Linked DNA regions of Homo sapiens: region 2 is linked to region 1. Evidence: read pairs that join two places in POLR2A ChIA-PET (ENCODE). Cell type or tissue: MCF 10A. All regions are shown on one strand. Links, peaks and the distances in the headings refer to the core of each region. The heading gives the core; the rest is flanking DNA. Region 1 overlaps SYNE1 (spectrin repeat containing nuclear envelope protein 1). Region 2 holds the start of SYNE1 (spectrin repeat containing nuclear envelope protein 1).

The links. Peaks named below come from ENCODE experiments on the same cell type or tissue, not always from the same donor. Only the 100,000 strongest peaks of a DNase experiment are listed, where the experiment ranks them.
Region 2: POLR2A ChIA-PET joins it to region 1 with 7 read pairs; 4 of 35 experiments call an interaction of 5 or more read pairs at or near these places.

What each region holds. Positions count from the first base shown.
Region 1 is chr6:152,569,106-152,584,488 of GRCh38, reverse strand. All of the region lies in intron 3 of SYNE1 (spectrin repeat containing nuclear envelope protein 1), which reads left to right. Among named protein-coding and RNA genes, the nearest start is that of SYNE1, 61 kb to the left of the region's middle. RefSeq lists an enhancer at 11,222-11,784. In MCF 10A, for the core only: no CTCF peak of the experiment used is centred there; DNase peaks (open chromatin) are centred at 8,478 and 11,928.
Region 2 is chr6:152,635,385-152,650,767 of GRCh38, reverse strand. SYNE1 (spectrin repeat containing nuclear envelope protein 1) reads left to right here and starts at 13,406. Exons shown (of 146, transcript NM_182961.4): 1 at 13,406-13,579; 2 at 13,963-14,130. In MCF 10A, for the core only: a CTCF peak has its summit at 7,600 (motif pointing right); a DNase peak (open chromatin) is centred at 7,597.

The sequences.
Region 1 (15,383 bases), core at 4,127-12,126:
CTGGGTGACAGAGCAAGGCCCTGTCTCAAAAAACAAAATAAATAAATAAAATAAGTAGGGATACAGAGAAGCAGATGTTATTTTGCACCAAGGGGAATACATTAAATATGTATTTTGGGTTATCTCTACTTAGATTATAAATTATAAATCACACTAAATTAAGTATAAAAAGTTAAAGTATAGTATGATCCGATTTTGTGATCTCTTTCTTTCTCTCTGTCTCTCTCTCTCTCTCTCCATATTTATTGAAACTTTGTGGCCAGGCACTACTGCAAGTGTATATGACATGTGTCATCTTATTTAAATCTCACCAGAACCCTAAGGAAAACTTTAATTATTGTGCTCCCCGATTTAGCAGATAAGGGTATCGAGGCACAAGTGTCATAATCTGCCAAAGATCACAGAGCTAGGGAGTGCCAGTGCCAGGATTTGAAAGCAGGCAGTCTGGTACCAGAGCTTCTGTTCATAACCCCCAGGCAATAATGCCTTCCTATACATTGCCTCTAAATCCATCGCAAAGATGCACACAGAAGAGATGTTTTTCTCCTTCCTTGTGTGGCTATATCTAGTTTTTAGGTAATGTTGAGTAGGATAAACATATTTGTTAGGACTCCTCACCTCCAGTCCATCCCTGCTTTTTTACTCTCTGCCGCAGGCCCACCCGAGTCTAATTCTCCCACTTTTGCTCTCAGGAAAAGAGCTGATAAATTCAGTCAAATGACCAGTGAGGCATAGTGCTCTCTTCCAATGTCCCTTTTACAGCAGAAATGAACCATTGATTCCAGACTGACAGGCTCATCTGAGTCACTGCCAGCTTTCAGGGGATTGGAGGCTGATAGGGGGATTTGAGGTAGGAGAAATTCTGGAACCTGTAAAAACAGACACAGCCTATTTTACCAGTCTCTGGAAGTAAGGCGTCTTCTGTTTCTCTAAGTTTTCTGATAAAGGTCCCACACATTGGAATTGTTGTAATAAAACAGGCAACATTTATAGATTTCCTATTTTTCTGCACAATCCTCACAGTAACCTTAGAAAGCTGGTGACACTATTTTTATCCTCATAATAAGGGAATGGGGCTCAGTACAGTGAGGTAATGATGCCCAACTAGTAATGATAGAGATGTCACTGCAAAGCCTGTCCTCCCAGGGAGGCAGATATGGGTTGAGGGTGTGAGAAAGGGAAAGTTGTGATGATCCTAAAGGCCCCTCCACCCTGAGTGACCTTCATTTTAGGATGTGACGCATGAAGCCGGGGCACACTAGAAGTCCCAACACACAGTGGTTCCTTAATGAGGGTCACTGATTTAGGATCTGAGCAAAGGTAACTCAAAATATATATTTAATGTATTCCCTTTGGTGCAAAGTAACTTTTATATTACTCAGTAGCAGCTTATTTATTGGTCTTTGTCAATAAAATAATTATAAAATGTATAAGATTTATAACACTTCAGAATCTCTCCACTCCAACAAAGTGACCACTTGATTTTAATAGCACTTCATGATTTTGTCTGTATTCATAGCAAAACAATTACTAAATAGAATACTCTGATGAAAAATTTTAAATATGATTGCAACCTTCTACAAAGTATTTAGAAATTATGAAATAAATTTATATTGTAGAATTACAGATTTCAGCAAATTTTGAAAAGGCCACAATATATGTAAGTGGCCAGTATACTCTTTAACAAAGATGAAGTAATTTTAAAAAAAGATGGAAGTAATAGACACTGAAAACTCCAAAAAAGGGAAGGATGGAAGGAGGCTGATGATTGAAAAATAACTTATCAGATAGTTTTCACTGTTTGGGTAATGGGTACACTAGAAGCCCAGTCTCCACCAGTACCTTATATTCTCTTGTGACAAACATGCACATGTACCCCATGGATCTAAAATAAAATAAAGTTATATATATATTTATTTATATATATGTAAAAAGTTTTGAGCACTGGTAACCCATTTTAAGCTGGCAACATGTATATGTAATATGTAATATATGTGTGTGTGTATATATATAAATTTGACTTAAAATTTAACTCAGTGTGTGTACACACTCATGCACACACATGTATATATACACATATTTGAATACTTTTAGGGGGTGAGTGGGACTAGGTAAGTAATGATATTGTTATTACAAGGAGAGATGTGAGAGATACTATGAGAATGTTTAAGACAAGGTGCTACAGAGAAGGGAAAGAGAACTTCCAGATATGATGATATTATGGGAGATCTTACCTTTGAACTAGGTACTAAGGAGAATTTTTACCAGCTGCCACAGAAGAGCTGAAGGTATTCAGAGTGTCAGGCTAACTTGAAAAACTTCCCTTCAGGCAGGCAGCTGGTGGGAAGTCCTGGCTATGTTTGGGAAGTAGGGGGTGGAGGGGGATACGATTTGGCAGAAGCAAGCTGTATGTCATACAACTAGCTCTATGTGGGTTATTGGTGACATGACTAGGAAGTAGGTTGAGGCCAGATTGGAAAAAGTTTTGAGTACTGGGATATAGAGCAAAAAGCCTGCTAGGCACTGGTAACCCATTTTAAGGTGGCAAGGGAGTGATATTATCAGAGTCAAGCTCTGAAAAATTAATCTAGTGTTCACAAGAAGAGTGAATCGGATAGCAGAGACTAGAGTGGGGAAGACAAGAATAGATGCATAAGAATCAGCAGGGGACATTTACAAAAATTCAAACCCTGGATCCCACCACTGGTGATTTTGACTCAGTGAGTCTGGAGCGAGCCAGGGGTCTGCAATATTAACAAAACCCCCAAGGCATTCTTGGGCTGGTGGACAACTAGGTTCCCTTTAAGAAACATCAAGGGAAAGTGATGAGGTGTTTGCACTAAAACTGGAAAGGGAGGTCTGAGGACAGGACAAGGAATGAAAGCAAAGGTGACGGATGAGACGTTGGTGTAGCGAGAGGGGCCATGAGCAGTGGGAAGTTGGTGTGCTTATGTCTGCTATAGTACTCACCACATGGTAACTGCATGTTTACATGGTTATTTTCCTACTCTGAAGTCCCTACATCATCCTTTTAGGATGCAGTGGCTACTTAGTAAATATTTCTGGAATGACATTATTCTTTGCACCCTCAGAGACTCCTGTGTACTTACTGGTGAGACTTCTGGTCTCTCTCTGGGTAACTGGGAGGTCATTTGATTTGAGGTACAGGCTGAAGGTTGTGGCTGATGGAGAAGCCCTCTCACAACATTCCAGTCCCTGGCCCACTAGGGCATCCCCTCTTACCTGTGCAAATAAAAGTCCTAGTTGATTCAGGCCCATACATGGTTTAGCCTGCTGCACTTCACCGGGAATTCAGAGAGCTGTCAGTGCTATGTTGAGGGCATTCTCAGGGAAGCAGGTCTTTGCACACATCAGTAGTTCCTGAGGCCTCTCTGGAAGATGTATTGTTCATTTTAACTAGGTAGGTTTTGCTGAAGTTTACAAAGTAGAGACTAACTGATCAATGAAGAATGGAACACATTGTATAAGAAGCCAAGAGAAGAGCAACATTACAGGTATTAACAGATGTAGCCCAATGAATGCCAAATACTCTTCCTGCAAATGTTTACATCTAAGTGTACATGTGTTCTGGTCATTTGTGGCTCTGTAACAAATTAGAAAACTCAGTAGCAAAAAACAATCACTTTTATTCTCACACATTTTGAGGATCGGGAATTTTGGATAGGGCTCAGTAGGAATGGCTTATCTCTGCTCCACAATGCCTGGGTCCTCAGCTAGAAGACTTAAATACTGATGGCTAATATGCAGAAGAGTGACACTAGACCCCTTCCTTTCACCATATACAAAAATCAACTCAAGGTGGACCAAAGATGTAAAGGTAAAATCTAAAACTATAAAACTGTAGAAGAAAACCTAAGAAATACTATTCTAGACATAGGCCCTGGCAAAATTTCATGATGAAGACTCCAAACGCAATTGCAACAAAAACAAACATTGACAAGCAGGGCCTAATTAAACTAAAAAGCTTCTGCATAGCAAAAGACACTGTCAACTGAGTAAACAGACAACCTACAGAATGGGAGAAAATATTTGCAAACCATGCATCTGACAAAGATCTAATATCCAGAATTCATAAGGAACTTAAACAAATCAACAAGCAAAAACTAAACAACCCCATTGAAAAATGGGCAAAGGACATGAACAGACGTTTCTATAAGAAGACACGCATGTGGACAAGTATATGAAAAAATGTTCGACATCACTCATCATCAGAAAAATGCAAATCAAAACCATGATGAGATGCCATCTCACACCAGTTATAATAGCTATTACTAAAAAGTCAAGAAATGACAGATGCTGGTAAGGTTGTGGAGAAAAAGGGAACACCTATACATTGCTGGTGGGAATGTAAATCAGTTCAGCCACTGTGGAAAGCAGTTTGGAGATTTCTCCAACAACTTAAAGCAGAATTACCATTTGACACAGCAATCCCATTACTGGGTATATACCCAAATGAATATAAATTGTTCTACCATAAAGACACATTCATGCAGATGTTCATTGCAGCACTCTTCACAATCGCAAAGACATGGAATCGGCCCATCGATGATGGACTGGGCAAAGAAAATGTGGTACATACACACCATGGAATAATACACAGCCATAACAAGAATGAAATCATGTTATTTACAGCAACATGGATGGAGCTGGAGGCCATTACCCTAAGCGAATTAACACAGGAAAAGAAAACCAAGTACCACATGTTGTTACCTGTAAGTGGGAGCTAAACATCGAGTGCATATGGACACAAAGAAGAGAATAACATAGATACCAGGGTCTACTTGAGGGTAGAGGATAGGAAGAGGGTGAGGATTGAAAAACTACCTATTGAGTACTACGCTCATTACCTGGGTGACAAAATAATCTGTATAGTAAACCCCCAACACATGCAATTTACCCATGTAACAAACCTGTACATGCACCCCCTGAACCTAAAATAAAAGTTGGAAAGAAAAAAAAGTGACACAATAAGAAAGGAAAAGAAAATGCTGGTGGCTGGAATCTTCTGAAAGCTCTCTTAATACATCTGGCAGTTGATTCAGGCCTGTGGCTGAGACTTTAGCTGGAACATCTGCCACATGGCCTCTGCCTGTGGCCTGGGTATCCTCACAACATGGTAGCTGAGATCCAAAGGCAGGTGACTCAAGAGAAAGAGCCAGACAGAACTTTTTGCCTTTAAGACTTAGTCTCAGAAGTCACACAGCCTCACTTCTTACATATCCTACTTGTCACAGCAGTCCCAATAGCTCACCCAAATTCAAGGGGAAGGAAAAAAATTTCTACCTCTAAATGGGGTAGTAACTAGGTTCTGGAAGAGCATGTAAGACCAGAAATATTATTGTTGTCATCTTTGGAAAATGCAATCTTCTACAATATGACTTAAAAAAAGAAATACTCTTAGTTACTAAATTTAAACCAATGGAGCCTATTTTGTGAGAAGTAGCAAGTAAAATATCATTATCTTTACTATAGATTTGCATTTCTTGGTTATAGCCATATGAAGTCAAATCTCTTCTGAAATAAATTAGAATATTAACTTAACATCTGTTTCCAAAGACTTGATGGATTTTTAAATAAATAACCTGGAAACAAAAGATGGCTCTTACTGTTAAAAAAAATAAAAAGTTAATGAAATAAACAGAGAAGTGACAGTCATATAAAATGTTATTAGATAAATTCATAAAATAGATGTATGCATAGTAATTAGAGGTCAAATTCTTAATTATGAAAGTTAACAGGAAAACAGGGTTATAGACTTCATAGGGTTAATAAGCCTTAAAAATTTCAAAGGGAATCTTGAAATCAAAGTTAGATACTGGAATTAAAGAATATGAAGGGTTTTGTTTTTATTTTTGTTTTTTTATTTTGTTTTTTGAGATGGAGTCTCACTCTGCTGCCCAGGCCATAGTGCAGTGGCACAATCTCTGCTCACTGCAACCTCTGCCTCCCATGTTCAAGTGATTCTCCTGCCTCAGCCTCCAAGTAGCTGGGATTAGAGGCACATGCCACCACACCTGGCTAATTTTTGTATTTTTTGTGGAAACGGGATTTCACCATGTTGGCCAGGCTGGTCTTGAATTTCTGACCTCAAGTGACCTGCCCACCTCAGCTTCCCGAAGTGCTGGGATTACAGGCATGAGCTACCACGCCAGGCCAAGGATATGAAGTTTTCATATTATATTGTGGTAATGAAAGATGTTAACATTGGGGCAGACCGGGTGAAGGTGTACATGGGATCTTCCTGTGTATTTCCATGTAACTTCCTGTGAATCTGTAAATATTTCATAATTTAAAAACTTTTTGAAAAGTGAAAAAAATATAAAGTTTCAGATTTCATGAATTTAACAAAAGAAAAATAGTTTGCAATTGTTTCACTGCCTATTGTAGCAAAAAAAACCATTTTTGCTATCTAGATTTATATATTTAGTAGAAATAATGACACTTTACACATATACTCCCACACTCACAAAAACACCGCATCAAATCACAGAATATACAGGGAAAAATGCAGGATGTAGAGAAGATGTGGAGTTTGTTATTCCAAGAAACATTTGCTTCTGGTTGTTACTTTCTAAGTAAGGCCTGTTGGATACTATAAGCATTTTGCAAGTAGGCAAGGTATAGTATAGTAAATAAGTAAATTATTTTATTGGCATATTGCTTACAAATCTAAATTAAAAAAAAAAACAAAACAGAAAACTCAAGCTTGTAATAATGGGGAGTTGTGATACAGTCTAAGTGAATGTAGACCTTCACTCCAACTCCCGTCTGGAAAATCACCAGAGTTTAGAAGCATTTTCATAGTTAGAGAATTTTTTTTTCTTTTGTTGTCGTTGAGATGGAGTCTCGCTCTGTCCCCCAGGCTGGAGTGCAGTGGCACCATCTCGGCTCACTGCAAGCTCCGCCTCCCGGGGTCACGCCATTCTCCTGCCTCAGCCTCCCGAGTAGCTGCGACTACAGGCGCCCGCCACCATGCCCGGCTAATTATTTTGTGTTTTTAGTAGAGACGGGGTTTCACTGTGTTAGCCAGAATGGTCTCAATCTCCTGACCTTGTGATCCACCCGCCTCGGCCTCCCCAAGTGCTGGGATTACAGGTGCGAGCCACCGCGCCCAGGCAAGAATATTTTTATGATTTAAAATGCAGTAACGATGTCATTTCTTAGACTCAATTGTTTTCATGGATCTTGGTGAGTTCTTGCAAAGTGGCAATTGTGTTCACATTTCTGCCTAAAACCATGCACCCTAGGTTAGCAATGTGACTTCTTTAAAGCCCTGCATTAATTATACTTCTAATAAGATTCTTTCTATCGTTGAGCCACTTGCAACAGCAAGTTTTATTCTTTGTCAAGAACAAAAACACTTTATTAGCTGCAGTGATTGTAGCCTTCCTATCTGAAGCTCAAATTAATTTAAAGAAATGACAAAAAAATGCCTTCTTAACATATGAACAATTTTGATTGTCTGACAATAAAAGCTGGCATTTTATATGTGTATGTGTCTCTCAAGTTATTTTTAAATTACTAAAAATGCTATTTGCTTTAGACCCCAATCTATTTTCCATATATCTTTTGTTAGTGCTCAATCATGAAGTCAAATTGTGTCTCCATTTCCTGTTTGCTTTGAGGGTGATCTACTCTTCTTTAATCTAATCGGACTAAATGTGATTACACTCAGGGAAGCACAAATTCAAAGTTGGATTTTTCCACTAATTCTTGACAGCCAGATTTAGAGGAGTGTAAAATAATTTCCCCACTTCCTGTAGCTAATTTGAATAGGAAGGTCAAGAATCTGGCTATCTGTCCTTATACCTGCTGTGACTGAAAATATGACAAGGTTTTGAAAGCCTTTGTTCTGTGTGCCCCTGTGTCACTTGGAAAATACCTGTGTCTTTTTGGGGTAGCCTGCATCCCCTAGTAGTTAATTATTTAGTTACTTACCTCTGACAGATCTAACAAGGTAGGCCTTAGAAGTTAATCTGGTGGCAAAAGGAGTAGGTTTAGAAAGGAAAACACACCAAATTGCATAGGATTTGTCATCAAGAAATTTGAGTATAATGTACTCTTGGAAACTGAGTGATTGGAAGAAAAACCTAACACTGTCTAAATACATGGGAGTGTTGTAAACTGCATAGTAGGACTCAAAAACCAAGACTGTGCTATGTGCTAGTATTTCTGCTGTAAATGCCTAGTAATTCCTTATTCCCAATCTGTAGTTGGACCTTGAACACTGGCTCACGCAAAGCAAGTTCTATTGATTTTATTTATATCCTATAGATACAGAATGTGAATGCATACCAATAACTGCAAAAGCAAGCAGCTAACGCAGATTAGAGTTAACATTAGCAAAGAAAGATGGGTTGGTACTTATTTTTTTGAAAAAACACAGCAGGAACAATTTAATAGCTGACTGAATTGCTACCAGAAAGACATGCACAGGCACGTTTGCTGATTAGCCGAGGTCCACTTTGTTCTTATTTGGCAGATTATGCAATAGCCGTTTCCCAGAACATTACTAATAATGCTGCAAGAATTATAAGAGAAAGTTTGTTTACACTGAATATTTTAAAAGAGATTACAGTCACCTCAAGTTGCTAAGATAGAAAGTAATAATGTAGCATGCATTAAATGCCTATTACATTCCAGGCACTGTGCTATGTGTTTTGCATATACATTGTTCATTTAGCTTTCAAGCAACCCTGTGAGGTAGCTGTTAATAGTTTCCTCATTACAGTGATGATGAAACTGATGTTCTGATAGGCTGAGAAACTTGTTCAAGGTTGCATAGCTAGTAAGTTGTGGCAAATCTAGGCTGTTCTGACTGCAAAGATCATGTTTATTTATGTTGACTCCACAATCTTAAAATGGAACAACAGCCTATTGGATTACTGAACTGTAGTGAAATGCAATATAACTTCTCTTTTTCATGTTTTCAGCAGTTTGCATAAATAAATTGTTGAACAACTATTTTAAGATTCTAAAGCTGTGGTTTTTGAATTCTAGTTCGGATAAGAATGACATGAGGAGTGTGTTCCAATGCAGACCTCTAAGCCTTGTCTCAGAGAGTCTTGGGGCATCTAATGCAGAACCCAGGAAGCTCCATCTCTAGTGAGCATTGCATTCTGATGTCATTCGTCCATGAAACACATTTTGACAGATACAAATCTAGAGGCATGTAATTCAGCCCAGACCACTAAATAAAAGCTTCATTCAGAATTGTTCTGCTCAATGCAGTATGACATTAGGAAAAACTTTATCAGGTGTTGCTCCTTGAAATAGTCCTTTAGGGCATTTATTACATTCCCAGATTGAAGACCACCATCCTATACCACCGGAGTTAGAGAAAACCTCATCAACTGTACCCACCACCATCATGTGTCATTCAGGGATGGGATTATAGCTTAGATGGAAGAGTTCTTACATTTCATGTTTGGTACATTCATTCACATTTATTTTTCTTAAGAAAGCATAATTCCAATGGTTATTCTCTTAAAATAAGTACTTCCATGGTGGCTTAAAGAACCTAAAGCCACAGAAATGAAAAGCAAACAAAATTAAAAACAAACAAACAAAACAAAAAACAAACCAAAAACAGCTAAGAGTGAACTGACGTTTCAAGAGTCCTGCTCTATAAGGATTTGACTGAATGGTGCCTGTCCCAAGGATCTGAAAGTGTTAGTGTGCCTGAAAAAAACAGAAGTTAGATTATACATTGGGGAAAATTACTTTGATTACCTTAGTTACTTCAAATACCTTAATACTTTCATGCAAACATATAAAGTGTATATCCTTCAAGTGGGGTTTTCCATGGTTGAGAAACAACTACGGTATTTACTTAGCACCTATTATGCTCATCTCCTTTCCTTCCCTCAAAGCTTCATTTAGTCCAATTAATGAGATAAGATTTGGATTGATTACCAGACTGCTTAAGCTTAATCAACCAACAAAGACTGAAGAGAGTCATGAAAGAAGTGAGAGCAAGAGGAGGAAGGGCATCCCAGTCCTTGTTGTTCAATTACAGCAATTAACTGTCAGGTGCAGAAAGGAAAGGCAAGAACAAGAGCAAAGAGGAGGTAATTACACAGGGTTGAGCTTGGGGATGCCTTTGCAGAGGTGCAGACACGTTTCTGAGGCAACTCTCCAGATCTCATCTACGAAAACAACAAATATATATTATATATATTTCCTCTCTAAACCTACTCCTTTTGCCACCAAATTAACTTCTAAGGCCTATCTTGTTATATCTGCCATATATATATATATATATGTATATATTTATGTGTATATATATATGTGTGTATATATATACATATATATGTGTATATCCCATTATATATTCCATAACTGTAGATTTGGCCCATTTTCTCCATTCTCACCCCGTTATGAGGCTCAAATCATAGTTACAGCTGGGGACTTCATTTAATTTGTTTTTAAGAATCTGTAACTCATAAAGAGATGACTCAGAGCTTGGTTGAACATCTCTAATGTTTTTGCTTCCCCCAGCTCCCACAGCCCGTAAAGTTAAAATATGTTCTGTGCTTCCAACAGGTGAAGCAGAGCTTTGATGCTATTATGCTGTATCTAACAATGAACCTGTTTTGTTTCTTAGTCATAGAAGTTTGCTGTATATGATGCATACTCTTTTAGGATGGGTAGATGCTATTGTTACTGTTAGTTTGATCATTTTCTTCAAAGTTTTAAAAAATAATTAACCTAATTCTTGAGCATATGAATTAGAGTGTCAAGGTAACAGACTTTTATAGGGAAATCTTCAGAAAATGTAGGCAGAAAAGTTATGATTTATGAGAGTCCCAATATTACATTCTTGACATTTCTTGAAGATAGGTTCTAAATCTTCTTGAACATTTTTTCCTGTTTTCAAAATTAGAGAATGGTAAGTTGGGGTCATCTGAGGAAAGAAGAGTTGTGAGCAATGGAATCCAACCTGCTTTTTCATCACTTCTCTTCAGTTTCAGTTAAAAATGTCAGCCTTGGAAACCATCATTCTCAGCAAACTACCGCAAGGACAAAAAACCAAACACCGCATGTTCTCACTCATAGGTGGGAATTGAACAATGAGAACACATGGACACAGGAAGGGGACCATAACACACCAGGGCCTGTTGTGGGGTGGGGGGAGGGGGGGGGATAGCATTAGGAGATATACCTAATGCTAAATGACGAGTTAATGGGTGCAGCACACCAACATGGCACATGTATACATATGTAACAAACCTGCACGTTGTGCACATGTACCCTAAAACTTAAAGTATAATAATAATAAAATTTAAAAAAAAATCAGCCTCCTCTATAGAGACCTCAAGTAGGTAATGCCCAGAGGGGAGTCTCCACCTCTAAGTGCCTCGCCCTTAGAAAAGTATTCCTTTCTCTTTCTTTACCTTTAATTTTTCATTGCCTGAGGATATTCAACAAGGTGTTATCTAATTCGAGCAGTTGACAATGAGGTGTGAATGTCAAATAGACATTCCCAGAAGGAATCCTTCCCAGAAGGTGTTTACATTCCTAAAATGTTTATTAGACCAAAGGCAACTCCCTCTTTCAGAATTTGTGGCTGATTTGTTTTTGTATGCTCTGTTGGCTTTTCCTGCCTTCCCTCATAAACTAAATGACCCAGAAAACATCAACACACATCATTCACACACAACACCCATGAACAAATACCATGGAATAACTTTTATTCCACAGCTTTTGGCATTACACCAATTCATTCCCCTTACCTCCGCTCTCTCTCCTTTTTAAGTTACTCTTCATCCCTAGCGAAAGTGAGTTGCCCTTCAGGAAAGACTTTTTCTGGAACGAATCTTTCCAACTGCAGAGGAGCTTTTGAGTATCTGGCAACGATGAGTAGTATTACTGACATTCTGGTTTTGTGACGTTGGGCGGGTCATAGACTCTGGAGCTGTTTCCTAATCCATAAAAAGTGCTCTTATTCTAGAAATCTATTATTCTGGGAGTCCCCTTATTCTGTTTATTGGCTTTGAAGCTCTTCCAATCCAAACAATTTCTCCCATAAGTCATAGGAAATGAGCACTTTTACAAAAAGCAAGACATTGAGGACTGAAGTGAGTCATTCTAACAGCTAATTAGATTGTTGTGCATTTTGGATACATGTAATTAATGGACCCTCCTTTAAGAATAGTGAGAAGAACTGAATTGGCAAAATGGACAAAAATAGAACATACTTTGGTTTGTAAAAGTTTGAATTTACGTAAGATGGTAGTAACATTACCTCAATTGTTACACTTCATTACAGTAAAATGCTAAGTATTATATTATGCAATGACAATAGAAATATCACTCAGACACCTCAGAAGTGTCATTAAAGATGTAGGCATTATGCAAAAATATATTTGATTTCTACTTGCCTTTTCAAATGCTTCAGGCAAAAGGTCAGTCCAAGATTGCGGTGATAAAGCTGCCCCCACCCCAACCCCTTCTTTAATTCAGGAAGTGACTAGAGTTTTGTTATTGTAATTACAAATATGATAATTTCCTGGCAAGGAAATTTTTAAAAACTGTGATGATGCACAAACTAGCATTGAAAAATTTAAAAAATGCATTGAAAATAACAAGTTAGTTGCATATAGCAAGTAAGTAGAAAATGATTAAAAACTAAATTTAGTTACATGTTACTCTTTCCTTTTTAAATTATTTAAGAAAATACACTAAAATGTTAATCTTTTCTCTGCCAGGGAAAATGCCTCTTTCGTCACAGTAATTGACCCAATACAGATACAGCCATAATAAAACAATTTTGTTTCCTGAGACCCATTTTCTTTCTCTTTGTGGGTACTTTACAGTCACGGATTTTGGGTTAAATCACACCATTTTATTAGTGACAAGAAGTTAATTTGCATGCTTTCTTCCTTCCTTTTTTTTAGGGTAAAAAGTATACACATATAGAAATTAAATATAAATCCTCCCCCTTCATCATGCAGCTGTCATGAAATGCCTCTGAAGGATTGTAGGTGTGTAGCTCTAAATTTCGTGGTGCTACAGGATTCATATACATGTATTCTCCATTCCTTCAGAAATTGCTGGCATTTTTTGTTTGTTTGTTTCTGCACATTGAATTTTTCTTTCTTCCCTTGATTTTCCTTTTCTGAAGACCTAGAGTCAACACAAGTGCCAGTTCTCAGCTAGAGATCATTGCCAAGGCTGTTATTTTAAAAGCAAGCCTAGTAATCAGTACTTTGCTTCCTGTTCTTAAGCAATCTCAGAAGACAAACCAAGTAGGGGTCATTTCTATTCCATTGGGTTAAAAGAAACCTCAGAATGGAACACATTGTAAGGTAATGTTTACAGGTTAAATTTATTGAAACTAAGTAACTGAGATAGAAAGTTGTCAATTGAAAAATATCTCTGTATTACTGTGTAGGTCAAAAAAGACCAGAGTAAACATCAAATTAAATAAGCAGCTTGATTTCTGAGCAAAGTCCCTTCCCTTCTTGCTTTCTGAGCAATGGGATGAATCCCCCTTTGTGCATCCCTTTCTGAGACTGGGCAGGGCAGTCTCGTGAATTCCTCCGCATCTGGCTGCCTTTAGGAGAGAGCTCCTAGATAGATGCTTACCTTACTTATTGCTGTGAGTAGGAGTTTTTTTGTTTGCTTGTTTGTCTTTCTCTTTAGTGAGGTACACTACAAAAGAAAGACTTCTTACCATGATAGTAAGGACTGAACCTTCCTAGATAGCTCCCTTTATTAATTTGTAGAAGGAAGGGGATACCATTGTTTTGATTGCCTCTGATTAAGGGAACAGCTGTTAGTAATCTGCAAGACCCGCTTCCTGGTGGGAATAGGTGCAGCACACCACCCATCCCGAAGTTTGTTGGGATGAAGGACTAAAATAACCCAGTGCTGAGACTGGAGATCCAACGTGGCCTCAGCAAGTCCAGCCTCTAGTGCTGGCAAGGCTGCACCTCCCCAAAAGGGTCAAGTTGACCACGTTGGCCTTTAACAAGCAACCTTTTTGTTTTTCGGAGATCTCACTGACTACCCCATCTACCTGACCCAAAAGGTATGCTAATTCCCTGGCTATCCTGTTCACAGGAGAGAATCTAAATATTATACACAGAGAAGGAAGAGTATGAGTTTTATATATGATATAGTAATGGTTTTATAGGCAGAGATTCAAAAGATTTTTCTGAAAGCGTAATATTTTGATGTGTTCGGGACAATCAAATACCTACATAATATAGAGGAAATAAACTGTTTTAACTTTTATATAGCTTGGTGCTGAGAAAGAACATAGGAGCAACAGAAAATGGAAGATTGTGTTTTTTATTTTGCTGTGATTTCATAATGATCTATTTAGTTATTATTAACATGGAAATAATTGAAGAATTCAGCAGAGTTGTCACACAGGGTCTAGACAACACGAAATAATTGCTAGACTTATGCTTTTTGTTTTTAAATTATTTCAGAAACTAAATTGTAAACTAAATTGCAGGTCAGTCTATTCAGTAGACTGAAATAACTAAGAACACATCTTAATGACAGGCTAAGATCGTATTCAGATCACCTGTAATTTAATAAAGGTGTATTTATTTTATGAAAGTATGGCCTCAAGACTTGTTTCTACAGCTATTTTACTAGCATCAAAAATCAAACAAACATATCTTTACCATCAAAGAGAGGTGGTTTATATACCCAAATTGTTTTAGGCAGAGTGCAAGAATTCACACTTCTAGGGCCATCTCCAAGAAGATCTCTGAATTAATTATACGTGTGGCTCTCCACTGGCAGAGTATTTGAGAGTATTTTGGATGCAGCTTGTGTATATTCTTTTTTCTTCCTCCATTTCTTCTCATCATCCCTAAAGCTGCTTATGACCCATTTTTTCTATTCTACTACAGATATGCAAATCTAGTTGTCATTTCTCACAGTGTAATTATTGATTATCTTTACTTTTAAATCTTTAAAATATGGTCTTTTCTCTTCTTTATTAAACTTACTTAAAAAAATCTAAATTTAACAATGGGCTAAGCTATATAAGCACTGATACATATGCTTTTCAAACATAAACTTCTGTTATCCTACCAACAACCTTATGAGGCAAGTGCCATCATTACCTCCATTTCACAGATGAGGAAACTGAAAGGAGAATCTAGATAACTTGCCCATAAGGTGATGATTAAACTAAACCCAGGAAATTGGATGCATGCTGGGAACCACTGCACCACAAAATTTTCTACAGCTTATGATCCATACAGTGATCCCAAAATTTGATTGTGCATAAGAATCACCTGGGTATCTTGTTAAAGCCGATTGCTGATCTGCTTCTGTAGGTCAGGATTGGAGCCAGGAATTTACATTTCTAACAAGTTCCCAGGTGGTGCTGATGC
Region 2 (15,383 bases), core at 3,676-11,675, 67 kb before region 1:
ACCTCAGGGCCTTCACCCTTGCTCTTTGCTCTCCCCAGAATGTTTTCCCCAGCTATCCTCCTTACGACATCCTCATTTACTTTTTTCAGGACTATTTTCAGAAATTACACTAAAATTTCAGCCATTGACTTGACACATCTTTTGTCTCTTCTCTGCTATATTTTTTCTCCCTAGCAGCCATTATTATCCAATATGGTATATATTTGTATAGACATTGTTTGCTGTCTACATTTTCCACTAGAAGATAAACTTTATGAATGCAAAGTTTTCTTTCTTTCTTTCTTTCTTTTTTCTCCCGTGCACTGCTCTAGAAAGCACCAAAAAACATTGCCTGGCCCATATGTAGTAGGTACTCAATAAATATTGAGTGACTGAACGAATGTTGTATACCCTAACTCGGCATATCTGCCTGGATTTTGAGACCTGCATTTGCTGGTCTAGCCTATCATTTTATGCTTTTGTCCCTATCATGACACATGAAGTGAATGAAGGAGGCAGCTGAGGACCCTGCTCTGCAGTGTAATGGCTTGGCCATCTGAATTGCCCAAGGCTAGCTCTGGATGGAGATGGAATGAAGTCCACTGCCCCTACAACCACAGCAGTTGTCACAGTGGGAGCCCCCCGGGACACATAGCAATTCTGTGCTTGGGGAGCCGAAATTAATTATATCCATTTTAGGCCCCGTTGGTTGCCAGATGGATTTTAGAACATAGGCAGAGAAATTGCAAAATGGTGCTCAAAGATAATCAGGAGAAAAAAAAAACCTTTTAGGGTTTAATGTATCCTATTATCAAGAATGTCTACCTCTATTTTATCAAAATATTTCCTGCTTAGTAAACTCATTTTTCTCTTATTTGATCTTCAAGAAAGAGAGAATATAAATTCTCTATCATCCACATGATCATCTTTCACATACAGAACATTTTCAGCCATGAAGCTGTCCTAGAAGTTAAGCAATATGACCCATCATTAGTTAATATCCTTTCTGTAACTGCTGATATAGCTGATGACAATCAATATGGTTAATTAAGATAAATAGTTTGTCTATGCTTCTCACCACTGAGGTAGGAGAATATTTAGATAGATAGATAGATAGATAGATAGATAGATAGATAGATAGATAGACATTATACTTAAAAGGCTTTTTGTTTTGTATTATTTTTTGGAATACTAAGTGGTGTCATAATTATCTGAAGGCCTCTAGGTAAGATTAGTGAGTCAAACACTTCTGGTCTGTAGGCAGCATTGATTGGCTGTCTCTCCAGCATTTATTGTCCTCTCCTATCTTCTTTGCAGTACCCACATTTTAATTCAGATACTGCACAGAATACTTCCCATTTGTTCCTGTCCTTTTCCATTCTGCTCTGTCCTGAAAGAATGACCAGCGTGGGCAGCATCACACTGCTCCTGCATCCTCAGGCTTCTGGTTTGTTTTAAACAATGGGGAATCCCAGTAGAAACAGGAGAAAACAAGAATATCAGAGTGCTAATTTCCCTAGTTCCCTCCCTAAGCTCCTCTGAGGTTACCTGTGTTCTCCCAGGGTCATTGCTCCTATCAATATATTATTCTCTACAGGACTCTTCCTTTGCATTCCAGTAAGCTCTCCCTCCCTGATTTCCTCTGGGCCTGGGATCAATAGCAGCTCTGCTCTTGCTCACTCCAAGTTCCCTGGCTATGTCTTATGGTTCCACTATTCCCCCTTCACACTTTGTAATTTGGCCCTTTGAATAAAACAAACCAAAATAAAATGGACTTCACCTCAAATTACCCTCATCTAGTGTTTGTGACTTCTGACTTCCCTTTCCTTTTGGGGCCAAATACAGGTATCTACACTTTGCTATGTAGGCCATTTGCTTCAGGAAGATGTTATGCCAATGATGGGTCTGACTGGGTGAAAGGCAATCAGAACATTTTATTTTTCTTCACCAAAGTGGTTGGGAGGAGGCCACTAGGCACACAACCTAAGCTAGCCTAATTAGAGCAATATTCAAGACATTCGCATGGAATTTTAGACACAAATACTTTCTCTCTCAGTGGGTGAAACAAAAGTATGTACCAGTCTAATTATTGCCGGTACACATCCAACAAACATAAGGATCAGCCTTAGAATGAACTCAACATGTGGACAGCAGAAAAGAAGAATAGAAAGAAACCAGATCGTTGATGTAAACTGGAATGAATCCTGAAACTTGTCCTTTTGGATTTTTGCAAGCTAATAAATCTCCTTTATTTTTATTTTTGCCTGTGTCCACTGGCTTTTCTTTTCCTGGCATCACAATGCATCTGAACTGATACATGTTCATCTGGTGATTTCTCACAAATTTTCCAGCTGGAAATAGATATGGGTAATGAAATAAACCAGGAAGGAGAAACTCACAAGTAAAGATCGTCTTTCCTTTTCGGAGGCTCCTTGAAGTATTTCCAAGTGGTGGATAAAACTGTGTGTGCTAGTGAGTTCATTCAGTCACTCTGGAACACTCTTGGTAGGAATCCAGTTAAGAAATTATGTAATCCACATGATCCTCTCCCACTGCAAACTCAGCTACAACCTAATGTCATTACTGGCACAGTTATCTTGTAAACAAAAGCTCAGTTCTAAATAGTATTTAGCAAAGCCATTATGCACAAGTCAGATAGACTGATAGTGGCCTATAAAAAAGCTTTTTAAATGATCCAGAAAATGTTAAGAACCTTTGAGAAAAAAAATAAAAATAAGGGCAGACAAAAGGTAGATGATATTAATTAATATATGATAAAGGCAAAGAAAAGTTGCCAATATTCCTAAATAATTACACAAACTCAAGGGGAATATGAAAAGCTCTACAACATCTCAGAAGTGGATGTATCAGGGGATTTCAGAGCTGTCTACTTATCAGAAACCATTTCAGACATAGAACTGTATATCCAAACAGAGCCAAAAGTACAATGACAGAAGTGCTTTAGAGTAGTTAAAAAATTATGAACCAAGAAGAAAGGATAATATTAAGAGCTGAAGGGAAAAAAATATATTTTTCTATTACTTTATACCATGAAACATGGGAATATCCTAATTGATGACCCATTGAAGATCAGGATGTCCCAGAGATTTGAGCAATCAGTTTCTAATGGGTTTGACAATAACGTAACTTTATAATTGATGGTATGTAGAATTCCATAAGGCATAGTGAGATTGGTATGTTCATTCATTTATTTATTCAACAAACATAAATTGAGTATCTTTTATGTGCTTGTTTTAAATGCTAAGAACATAAGAGTTAACAAATATACTGAAATAGCTGCCCTCATGGAGCTTACATTTTAGGGACAGACACAAAATAAATTAGATAAGTAAGAAAATATATATACAATGTTAGTGCTAAGTGCTGCAGAAAAAAATAAAGTATGGCATAAAGGTAGAATGTTCAAAGAAGAGTGGAGGGTGTTTAAAAATTTTATACAGGACATTCAGGAAAGAGTTCACTGAGAGGGTAATGCTTTGATGAAAGACCTGAAAAAAGTTAGAAGGCCAGACATGTGAATATGAGCAACTTTCAGAATTGAATTTGCCCGCAGAGAGAATATCATGGAAAAAGGTCCTGCAGTGGGAGCTTGCCTAGTAACCTTCAGGAACATCAAGGAATGCATGCAAGCTGCGGGTCAGTAAGTGAAGGGGAGGGTTGCAGATGGGGCTAGGTAGTTAATGAGGAGATGGGGCAAATCATATAGGGCTTTATAGATCATAAGAGGACTTCACTGTAAGTAATATGGAATGCTATTAGAGGGCTTTGAGCAAAGGAGTGACATCATCTGGTTTATGATATAATAAGATTTATGTGACTGTTACGTTAAGAGTAGCCTGAAGGCAGCCAGGCACGGAAGCTCACGCCTGTAATCCTAGCAGTTTGGGAGGCCGAGGAGGGTGGATCACAAGGTCAGGAGTTCAAGACCAACCTGGCAAAGATGGTGAAACCCTGTCTCTACTAAAAATACAAAAAATTAGCCAGGCATGGTGGCAGGTGCCTGTAATCCCAGCTACTTGGGAGGCTGAGGTAGAGAATGGCTTGAACCCAGGAAGTGGAGGTTGCAGTGAGCTGAAATCGCACCACTGCACTCCAACCTGGGCGACAGAGCGAGACTCTGTCTAAAAGGAAAAAAAAAAGAAAAAAAAGAAAAAAAGGGTAGCTTGAAGGCTAGAGATGATGTCTAGGGTAGTAATGGTGGAGTTGATAAGTAATAGATTTTTAGATTCATTAGACTTTTTGTAACCTACAGAAAAGTTTCAAGAGTATTACACAAAACTCCCTGTATGCCTTCCAACCAGATTCATCAGTTTGCTGACATTTTGCTCCATTTACTTTCTTTAACCATCCTTCTCTATGTTTCATTATATTATGTTTTCTGAACTACTTGAAAGGATGTTAGAGACATCATGCCCTACAATTGCTAAATATTTTAGAGTCTATTTTCTAAGAACAAGGATGTTCTCTGAATATGTTTTAAAAATAGAATCAACATGTTTGCCAATGGACTGAAGGTGAGCAATGAGAAAAAAAGAATTGTCAAGTATGATGCCAAGACTTTAGGCTTGAGCAACTGAAAAGGATGGAAGTTACCATTAAATGATGTGAGGAAGTCAAACAAAGGGGCAAGTTTGGAAGAAAAGGTCACAGATTTAGTTTTGGACCAGCTTTATTTGGGATGCCTCTTAAACTGCCTGGGAAGGCAATTGGATATAGAAGTCTGGAGTTCAGAAGAGATATCTGGGTTAGATACCTAAATTTGGGAGTTCGTAGCATACACATGATATTTAACACCATGAAATTGAATAAAATCCCCTAGGAATTAGTGCAGCTGGGAAATAGAAAAGCACCAAAGATGGAGCTCTTGGTCCCCCAAAGTCTAGAGGTTGAGGAGATAAGAGGGATGCAGCAAAGGAGACCAAGAAGCAGCCAGAAGAGAGAAAGTGAGGGAAGAGGCAGGTTCAGAAGCCAAGTGAGAAAACTATCTTGAGAAGGAAAGAGGAAATAACTAAATGCTTCTAATAGATCAAGATAGGGACAGAGATAGGAATATTAGGTTTAGCAAAGAAGTCGCTGGTAACCTAGCTAAGGTGGCATGCTGGGGGTGAAAGCTGGCCTGTGGTGAGTTCGGGAGCAAGTGGGAAGAGAGAAATTGCCAACAGAGTGTAGACCACTCTTTCAAGAAATTTTTCTTAAAATTTAGGAGAGAAATGAGGTAGTATTTGGAGTTTAGGTGGTGAACAAGAAAGTTTGTTGTTGTTAATATGGGAGGAATAGCATGTTTATATGCTGATGGGAATGAACTAGCAAAGAGAAAAGAAAGTCATGATGCTAGGAATAGAGAAAAACATTGTTGACAGGAAGGGATAGATCGAATATATAAGTGGAGGAGGTGGCCTTAACTAGGAGCTTAAAGAGTTCATTCCTAGCAACAGAAGACAAATTGGAACATTATATGCAGGCACTGACAACATGCATGCATATGCTAGTGGCAGCTTGTGGAAATTCTCTTTGATTGCTTAAAATAGTAAATAGGAAACAAAGTTAATAGCTGAAAATTTAGATATGGGGGAACATTTGGGGAAATCTGGGAAGATAGGAAAAAGTATGATATTTGTTTAGGGAAGTGGGAGAGTATATTGGTTAGAGAAATAGAGCATTCAGGGGCATTTGATTTAGTGATTTGCCATAAAGGCAAAGACCAGTTAGCATAAGGTAGTGTTCCCCCAGCCATATTCAGCAGTGTGGGTGCAGGCACGAAGTAGGCAGAGCTGAATTTAACAAGGGATGTGTGTTAGCCAAGTGAGTATGACAAGGCAAGAGGGACAGTGCTTGAGGATAAATTCAAGAGGTGAGTAGGATGGTTACATGTGGAATTTAAACCATTTTAAAAGGGATGAACATAAAGGGGGAGATAGACAATGAAAAAAATTGCAGAATCAACTGTCACTGAGCAGCCACATATGGTTAATGTGGGTTATGCACTACATACACGTAAGGTAACATCTTTCAGGTGGGCATCATCCATAAATGGAATTTAAGATTTGGGTACGCATTGTAATTTTCTGAAAGATGGCACTCAACCATCTTGTTTTATCAAAAGTGATCTTTTACAATAGTTTCCAAAAGATGGAGTTGAAATATCTGCTAGGCATGGTGGTTCGTGCCCGTAATCCTAACATTTTGGGAGGCCAAGGTGGGAAGACTGATTGAGCCCAGAAGTTCAAGACCAGCCTGGGCAACATAATGAAACCTTGTCTCTACAAAAAATAAAAACAAAATCAGCCAGGCATGGTGGCAAGCGCCTGAAGTCCCAGCTACTCAGAGGCTGAGGTGGGAGGATTGCTTGAGCACAGGAGGTCGAGGCTGCAGTGAGCTGAGATTGCACCACTGCAGTCCAGCCTGGGTAACAGAGTGAGACTCTGTCTCACAGAAAAAAAAAAAAATCTTGAAGAATTCAAACAAAGGCATCCCAAGGGCCATCGGTGACCCTCCCAATGGATGTGAGGTCCTATTCAGTTGAGGGGTTATTGGAATTGGAATGCAACAGGGAGAGTACTGGGAACAAAAGAGTCAGTGATCAGAGAGTGGAGTGTTTCCAGTTGAGATTATCATCACAAATAATTGTTACTGTTCATCATGACAAGGTCAAGACTATGATCACGGGAGTGGGTGGCTAAGTAGAGGAGAGACCAATGGTCTAAGAAGATCAACTCCCGAAGGAAGCATGGGGAGAAAGGGACAAGAACATTTCACTGGGGAATTAATATTTTAAAATTTATTCAGCAATGCTAAAATGTTTCATTTTTTAAAAAGTATTAAAATCTTAACTTTTAAAATTCTAAAACAATATTAATGTTAGAGTTATAAGAGATTTAAAAGATTTAACTTATTAAAGTAGAATTTCTGTACATTTTTCTTTTTTTTCTTTTTTTTTTTTTGAGACAGTCTTGCTCTGTGGCCCAGGCTGTAGTACAGAGCACAATCTTGACTCACTGCAACCTCTGTTTCATAAATTTAAGCGATTCTCCTGCCTTGGCCTCCTGAGTAGCTGAGATTACAGCCGTGTGCTACCATACTCAGCTATTTTTGTTTTTGCAGTTTCAGTAGAGACAGGGTTTCACCACGTTGGCCCACCTGGTCTCGAACTCCTAAACTCAAGTAATCCACCCACCTCAGCCTCCCAAAGTGCTGGGATGACAGACATGAGCCACCGCGGCCAGCCTAGAATTTCTGTAAATGTTAATTTCAGTAAACATTTGCATTCACCAGTTCACCCAAGTCTGTGTTTGTACTGGATACTGTTTCTCGGCAAACAACCTGCATTCACTCCTCTTTCTGTGCTCTCTCCTGTATCTCTGGAGCTAGAAGTTTGGGCATTACATTTCTCAGGCTCCCTTTCCTGAGGGGTTTGGGTGAAATTTGCATTCTGCCAGTGCTCTCACATGAGATTTGGAAGGCAATGTAGACACTGAGAAATTCTCCCTCCAGCGGCAACGGCAGTAGTTTTACAGAGGCTGGCTGAACACCCAGCTCCCTCACCAGGCCTAGCCTCTGAGCAAGGGCAGCTGTGATGCTGTTGGCGGTTTGCTGCAGTATCTTGACCTCTGGGTGGCAGCAGCAACTTGCCGAGCTCTGGATTGCACTTGCAATGGTGCTTACCTGAAAGCTGAAGGCAGCCTGATGATGATCACTTCTCTAGCCTTTCCAACACTCCTTAAGTTGCTTTGATTTTTCTTTAATGAATCTGGACTGACACAATATTTCATGCCAAGATTGGTTCCAGAGCTTCAAAGATGAGAATCTTGTTGTTTGACCTGGTTGCATTTGCTTACAGTGATGACCTAATTGCCTAATTCTAGTGCAAAATAGAATTATGAAGAGACATGGCACATGGTGGCAAACACTTCCTTGAATTAACACCTGTGGTTGTCGGAAGTGAAGGACCTATTGAAATCAAGAATTGTGGAGACTAAGTTGACCGCTGCTCTAGAGTCTGAAAGTAGGAAAGAGAACGAGAAAGACCATGGGGTGTGTCATCTACTTCTGACTGCACCAGAGACCATAGAAAGAAAATGGCAAGCTGGGAAACTTTACACTTTTGGATCAAGGCCTGGTCAAGGACTAGAGGACTTCTAGGACCCTTGTAGCTACATTGCTGATATAGCCAAAAATCAGACCTAAGGTCCGCTTCTGCATGTTGCAAAATTACAGCATAAAATAAATTCAAAGACTTGCCAAGTCTCTTACATGAAAGCTAAAGTTCTTATTGTAAAGAGTGGGCTATGAGAACTGGAACAGGGGCATTTGTAGGATTTGGGTGAATCCGAGGACTTTGAATGCAAATCCTCCTGAGGCACTTACTTGTCAGGAAAATAAGTCCCTCTGTCCTCGTTTGTCCTTTCTCCCTTGTCAACAGACTATTGATTCCACTACAGGCCATTACGTAACAAGTGGCTCCTAGATTTCTAGAAGACCAAGCCGGACCTCTACTGACTACATCAAGACCCTGACTGATAAAATGCCCCTTAACCTTTAAAAAGTAAGAGAGCTACTTTGATTGAAGTTTCACTGCACTGTGTGTACAAGTTGGTTTTGAAGAGATTTAAGACTAAGGGAGGGAGGTGGAAGAAGAGAGCCATTTGTTGAGTTGCACACGTGTTCATTTGAATAAAGATGCACTTCTGGTAGATCCTGGGGCCGCTGCTTTTGATAAATCCACAACATATTTTAATTACGGCAAGTTTTGTCATGGTATCAACACAGATACTTAAAGTAGGAATGACAGAAGTAGAAATGATTATTCGGGTTGGGCGCAATGGCTCACTCCTGTAATCCCAGCACTTTGGGAGGCCAAGGCGGGCAGATCACCTGAGGTCAGGAGTTCGAGACCAGCCTGGCTAACATGGTGAAACCCTGTTTCTACTAAAAGATACAAAAAGTTAGCCAGGTGTGGTGGCGCATGCCTGTAATCCCAGCTACTCAGGAGGCTGAGGCAGGAGAATCACTTGAACCCAGGAGGCAGAGGTTGCGGTGAGCCAAGATTGCGCCATTGCACTCCAGTTTGGGCAACAAGAGCAAAACTCCGTTTCCAAAAAAAAAAAAAAAAAAAGGAAAGAAATGATTTTTCTCTGATTTCATATGGGCACAATGTCTCATATTTTACAAATGTATAGAACACCATGATGCAGGCATTGGGATGAAGCTGGGCTGAAGGCAATCTGCAACTGTTGCTATCTTTGGTACCTCTTGCTAATGCAGACAGGGGACCTTGGGGGCCCAACTACAGTGATATATAAGAAGAAGATTCTTTGTAAAGTGAGACAGAATGAAAAGACGGATGAGGAGGACAGGCCCTGGGCCTGGTGGAGGAGGAAGTCAGGTTGCTGTCCTGGCAGCTGTCTCTCAGCCTGTGATGGCCCTGGGATTGTATTTTGTTGCTCTCAGGAACTGGTGTCCTAGCTCTATTAGGCTATTGCAATGTGAAATGGAGAGTGATGGTTTGCCAACTTCAGAAACATCTAGACTAATAGTAATAATAACTAGAAGCATAATAATGATGCTAATAATATCTTTCATTTATTGACCACATGCCAGGCACTGAAGTGCTGAGTGCTATTCAGGCATTAGCTCATGTAGTCCCCACAACAGCTCTATGAATGAGATACTATTAGAATCCTGAATTGCAGGGTTGTAAACCTGAATTCACAAGAGGTTAAATTCCTAGCTAAAAATCACATAGGCACTTAATGGTAAAGCTGGGACTCAAACCCAGGCCTTTCTTGCTTTAAAACCCAATACTTTAACCATTATACTTTTCTAACTTCCTGTTGACACATGTCTTAGTCTGTTCGGGCTGCTGTAACATAATACTATAGTACAGGTGGCTCACAAACAACAGACACTTACTACTCACAGTTCTGGAGGCTGGAAGTCCAGGATCAAGGCACCTTCAAATTCAGTGTCTGGTGAGAACCCACTTCCTGGTTGATAGATGGCTGTCTTCTTGATGTGTTCTCACATGGTGGAAGGGGCAAGGACTTCTCCAAGTTCCTTTTATTAGCACACTAATTCTATGCATGAGGGTTCTACCCTTATGACCTAATCACCCCCAAAGGCCACACCTCCTAATACCATGACACTGGGGATAGGTTTCAACATATGAGTTTGGGGGTGGGGGAACATACCTATTCAGTCTATAGCACAACATGGCCTTATGCCCTGTAAGTTTTATCTATTAAATATCTCTCAAATCTGTCTACATTTTCCCACCACCATCACTCTAATAATAAATACCACAGTCTTTTCTAAAGGATTACAGCACCACCTTCCTAACTGGTCCATGTTTATTGATTCTGGCTCCACTTCTAATCTGTTTTTTCACATTTTAGCCAAAGAGAACATTTTAAAACATAAATCTAATCATGTTGCACTGAGAACACTTTAATGGCTTCTTGTAAAGGGCCATCCCTTTGGTTCAGTTTTTAAGACTGGCATAGTCTGCCCTTGGCTCTGTTTCCAGCTGTACTGGGCCCACCATTCCCTAAACCTCCTGGCCCCTCCCTTGCTTTTTCTTCTGCAACCTCATCAGTCTTCCTCAGTTCCTGCAATGCACCATGTGCTTTTCTTCCATAGAGCCTCTGCATATGCTGTTCCTTCTGTCTGGAGCGCTCTCCCAATTTCCCACCTGCTCACGTTCACCTAGTTCCTGCACCTCACTGTTCAGATGTCACTCCCTTAGCAAAGCCTTTCTAATCCCTGAAATAAATTAATTCCCCTCCTTTTTTTTTTTTCTGAGTCTTGCTCTGTCACCCAGGCTGGAGTGCAGTGGCACGATCTCAGCTCACTGCAACCTTCGCTTTCCAGGTTCAAGCAATTATCCTGCCTCAGCCTCCCGAGTAGCTCAGATTATAGGCGCCTACAACCACGCTGGCTATTTTTTTTTTTTTTTGACAGAGTCTCACTCTGTCGCCAGGCTGGAGTGCAGTGGTGCAATCTTGGCTCACTGCAACCTCCGCCTCCCAGCTTCAAGTGTTTCTCCTGCCTCAGCCTCCTGAGTAGCTGGGCCTACAGGCATGCGCCACCATGCCCAACTAATTTTTTATATTTTTAGTAGAGATGGGGTTTCACCATGTTGGTGAAGCTGGTCTTGATCTCTTGACCTTGTGATCTGCCTGCCTCGGCCTTCCAAAGTGCTGGGATTACATGCATGAGCCACCGTGCCTGGCCAATTTTTGTATTTTTAGTAGAGATGGGGTTTCACCATGTTGGCCAGGCTGGTCTCGAACTCCTGTCCTCAAGTGATCTGTCTGCCTTGGCCTCCCAAAATGCTGGGATTACAGGTGTGAGCCACCATGCCTGGCCAACTCCCGTTCTTGAAAGCTCTCATAGCAACATTTGCCTTTGCTTGGAGAATGGGGTTTTATAAGTATTTGTGTGGTTCTCTGATGAATGTCTGGCTCTTCCCCCATCATACTGTAAGCTCCATGAAGGCAAGAGCCCGGTCAGAGTTTGCTTACCACGGTAGCCCCAGCACTTAGGACAATATTTGTTATGTGGTAAGTGTTCAAGCAATAGCTGTTGAGTAAATGGAGCTACAACACCCTTCCCTGGGGTGTGTGAAACTGACAAGCCCTTTGCAAAACTCTAAAATGTGCTTAGTCCTTCTACAGAGGATAAAGTTTAGCTGAGAATGGGATTTCAGCTGTATAGGGAATCAATGCCAGCAAGACAGCTCTATGCTTCTGTCTGTCTCAGCCTGTGAGAACAGAGATTAGGCCTAGTAGAGGAGTTTTAGTTGGTGGAAGCAATGTTTCAGGCTTGTGTTTTAAGTGGCTCACTTCTCAAGTAAGTAAACCCAAGAAAGTAGTTGCTTAACGTGTAGAATAGCAAGTTGGTGGCCAGGTGCAGTGGCTCACACCTGTAATCCCAGCACTTTGGGAGGCCGAGCTGGATGGGTCACCTGAGGTCGGAAGTTTGAGACCAGCCTGACCAACATGAAGGAACCCTGTCTCTACTAAAAATACAAAATTAGCCAGGTGTGGTGACGCATCCCTGTAATCTCAGCTACTCAGGAGGCTGAGGCAGGATAATTGCTTGAACCTGGGAGGCGGAGGTTGCAGTGAGCCGAGATTGCACCATTGCACCCCAGCCTGGGGAACAAGAGCGAAACTCCATCTCAAACAAACAAACAAACAAAAAGAATGGCAAAGTTGGCACAATAACTTTCTACCCATCTTCAAAAGCCGGCAGGGTGGATTGATTCTATGAAGGTAGGGATTGAGAGGGTGAGCTGAGCCATTCTGATCTGTTTCTTCTGAGTGGCAAGCCTGGAAATCTGGACCCCATTTTGTGGCCACTGGGCACAGAGGGCTGACCTGGAATAATTATGCTCTGGTGGTTGTCTCCACAAGGGGCTCTGGGGGTGCCCCAGGATTGTTGCCCTCAGGCAGAGGCAGGGCATACATTGAGAGTGATCCCAAACACTCCTCCTCCAGGCCCAACTTTTGGAGGTAGCAAGTTCTGCAAATAGAGATCCATTGTTTGGTTTCTCTCTCTAAAAAAAAACAAAAGTCAGCACAAAGAAGAGGAACACATCAGATTGGTTTACCAGATTTGTTTCAGATGTTATTATTTTGACACGATCCAGAAGAAGGAGAATTTGAAGAAAATGGAAAGCTAGGCAGTGGGAATGTTGGCAGCAGGTAAGGGAAAGGCAGGCAGCAAAGAGAAACTTCATCTACTTTATAAACTGCTCCTTCCTTTCAGCAAATTTAGAGGATAAATGACTGTTTTGTTCAGATTGGAGATTCAAGGGGGGGATTATTACTTTTAAGATTATTGCAACATGGCTTCGATTATTTTAGCTGCAATCATCCTGTTGGACTTGGACTTCACTGTTGGTGAAGAGAGACTGTGTTTGACTTTGCCTGGATACCATAAAACCACAACAAAATAAATTCTCCTGAATGCTACCAGGCAACACCAAGATCTCTTACACCACGAGAAGGACTTGTGGCCAAAGATACAAATGGCTCCGCAATGTACAGGGTGCATACAGTGCACCTGAAGAACCTAAAAGTGGTTTTTAGAATCATCATAATAAACAGTCAAGAATTAAAGATGTCAAGCGCTTTCTCAAGAAGTCTAAACTTTATACATAACATTAAAAAAGATCTATAAAGCCTGACCAGTCTCCCTCAAATTAAGTTATTTGCTACTGACTTGGCAGCCAAAACGATTTAGGATCTTTCGGAAGTTGATGAAAAAGGAGCCAGCGGGTTTTGCTCTTTGCTCTGCATCACGCCCTTCCTGGGACCATCAGGGAACCTCCCAGCCTTTCAGGATAGGTTCCGCTCAGAAAGGTCACCCGGGCAGTGGAAACCGTGGGCAAAAGTTAGCTGGCAGGACAGCGCAGCTCCTCCAGGCAGCGGAGGCAGCGCGTCCCGGCTCTCAGGGACATTTCCTTCCCACCTCGACCCCCGGGAGGTGGTCCCGGTATAAAGGCTCGCTGAGCGGGTGGGTCACAGCACAGCTTTGCAGCTGCGGAGAAACGCCCAAGGCCGTGCATCTCCAGGAGGTAGGGAAGCCTGCGAGCCTCCGGGTCCCCGCCCCCAGCTCTTCCAGGCACCGGCGCATCCCGGAGCCGGGCGCGGGGCGCGGGGCACGGAGCCGGGGAGGGGGTGTGGCGGGCCAGGGCGGTGCAGGGACCCTGCCCAGAGGCTGAACCGGCCTGGGCGACCTTCCTTCCCGACAGGAGCAGTAGATGCGTGGGGGAGGGCGAAGGGGGAGGCCTCACCCCCCAGCGAGCAGCCGGGAGGAGGAACCGGTCGCGGAGGGCGGGGAGCGCGGCTGAGCAGCCCGGCGCGGGAGTGAGTGTGGGCGAGCCAGCCAGGGTGAGCGCGGGCGCCGGGCCGCGGCCGCCGGCCGCAGCGGGCTGAGATTGTTGTCCTCTGTCACCAGGGCGGCTGGGCTCCCGCAGTCCTGCAGACCGCGCCCGATCCCGGCGACAGGGCGGGCGGACAGCCGCGCATCCCCGGGGTCCCGCCGAGCCTGGGCGCAGAGAGCCGGGAGGAAGCGTTCGCTCGCTTCGCCTTGCTGCTGGGAAACTGAACGAGGCCGAGAGAGAAGGTAAAAGGAAAGACAGAGACTGGGAGACAGGGAGAGACAGAGACAGGGAGAGGAGAGAGAGGTGCAAGACGAACACATTGCAGACAAATTGTCAGCAAGTTTGTGCCTGCACGCTGGGGCTCTGCGTGCTTGATGGGAGGGGGTGGTGGCAGTGATGTGTGTACGTGTGCGATACTCATAGATAAGGAGACTAGGAGGTTGGGGAGCCTCTTTGCATCTCGTACGTAGATGTCCCTATTAATATCCCCCTCTCTGAGTTGTCATTTCCGCTTGTGGCACATCTCCTGGGCTCCAATGGTGCAGAAGCAAAAGGCAGCCAGCCTCTTATTGTGATGGTCGGTACTGTTGCTACTATCAGATGGGAGAGGTAGGGCGTTGAACAGATTCTAGGAGCCTCCCTTCCTCCACCCCCTGACTATTTTAGGAAGGGCTGGGGGAGGGAAATGGCTTGAAGGCTGCGCGGAGGCCCTGGCGCGTCAGACTCCAGCGGCGCTGTCATGGTGCAGTTGCTTCCCGGCAGAGCCTGCACTAGAGGGCAAGAGAACTTTCGTCTCCTCTTTATAAAGATACGTTTCACATAGAGAGATCTTGCATTGCTGGCGGAGGAGTTCTGGGAAATGGTGGTGCACAGGCGGCCAGGTGCATCCCAACGGGCAGGCATCCGTGCAAAACGAAGCAGCCATCAGCCGCACAGGAAGAAGCCCCTTGGGAAGGCAGGCTGGGTGTGCTGACTGGGATCCCAGACTTTGGATGCTGGAAGTTCTGCCCCCTTCCGTAAATAGAGTCAGGTCCAGCCCAGAGGGAAATATCAGCAATGAAGCCTTAGCATCCCACAATGTTCATTTCTGAGCTTTTCGTTTTGGGGTGGAAAACTTGTATCTGAAATGTTCCTGTGAATGTTAAGAAAGTTAAAAATGAATTATTTTTCTCTTCTTTAATGCCCATCCATTTTTTGTCTTCATCTGAGAATGACTTTCCTAAAGACAACATTCGTATACAGAAGCCAGACCTATGCAAGAGAAAGTATAATAATTTTCAATGAGGCAAAGGTCATTAATATGACCTACATCTTCATAAAATGCGAATTTAATCACGAGTCATGACGATTGTTCTTTGAGAGGCTTTTTATTCCCCATGGTGAAAAAAGATTTGTAGTATGGCTAAAAAGTTCCTGATATCACCGGAACAGTGTGACAAAATACATATCTATTTTTTCTTTTCTGTTCATTACTTTGTGGCAGATTTAGAACAAA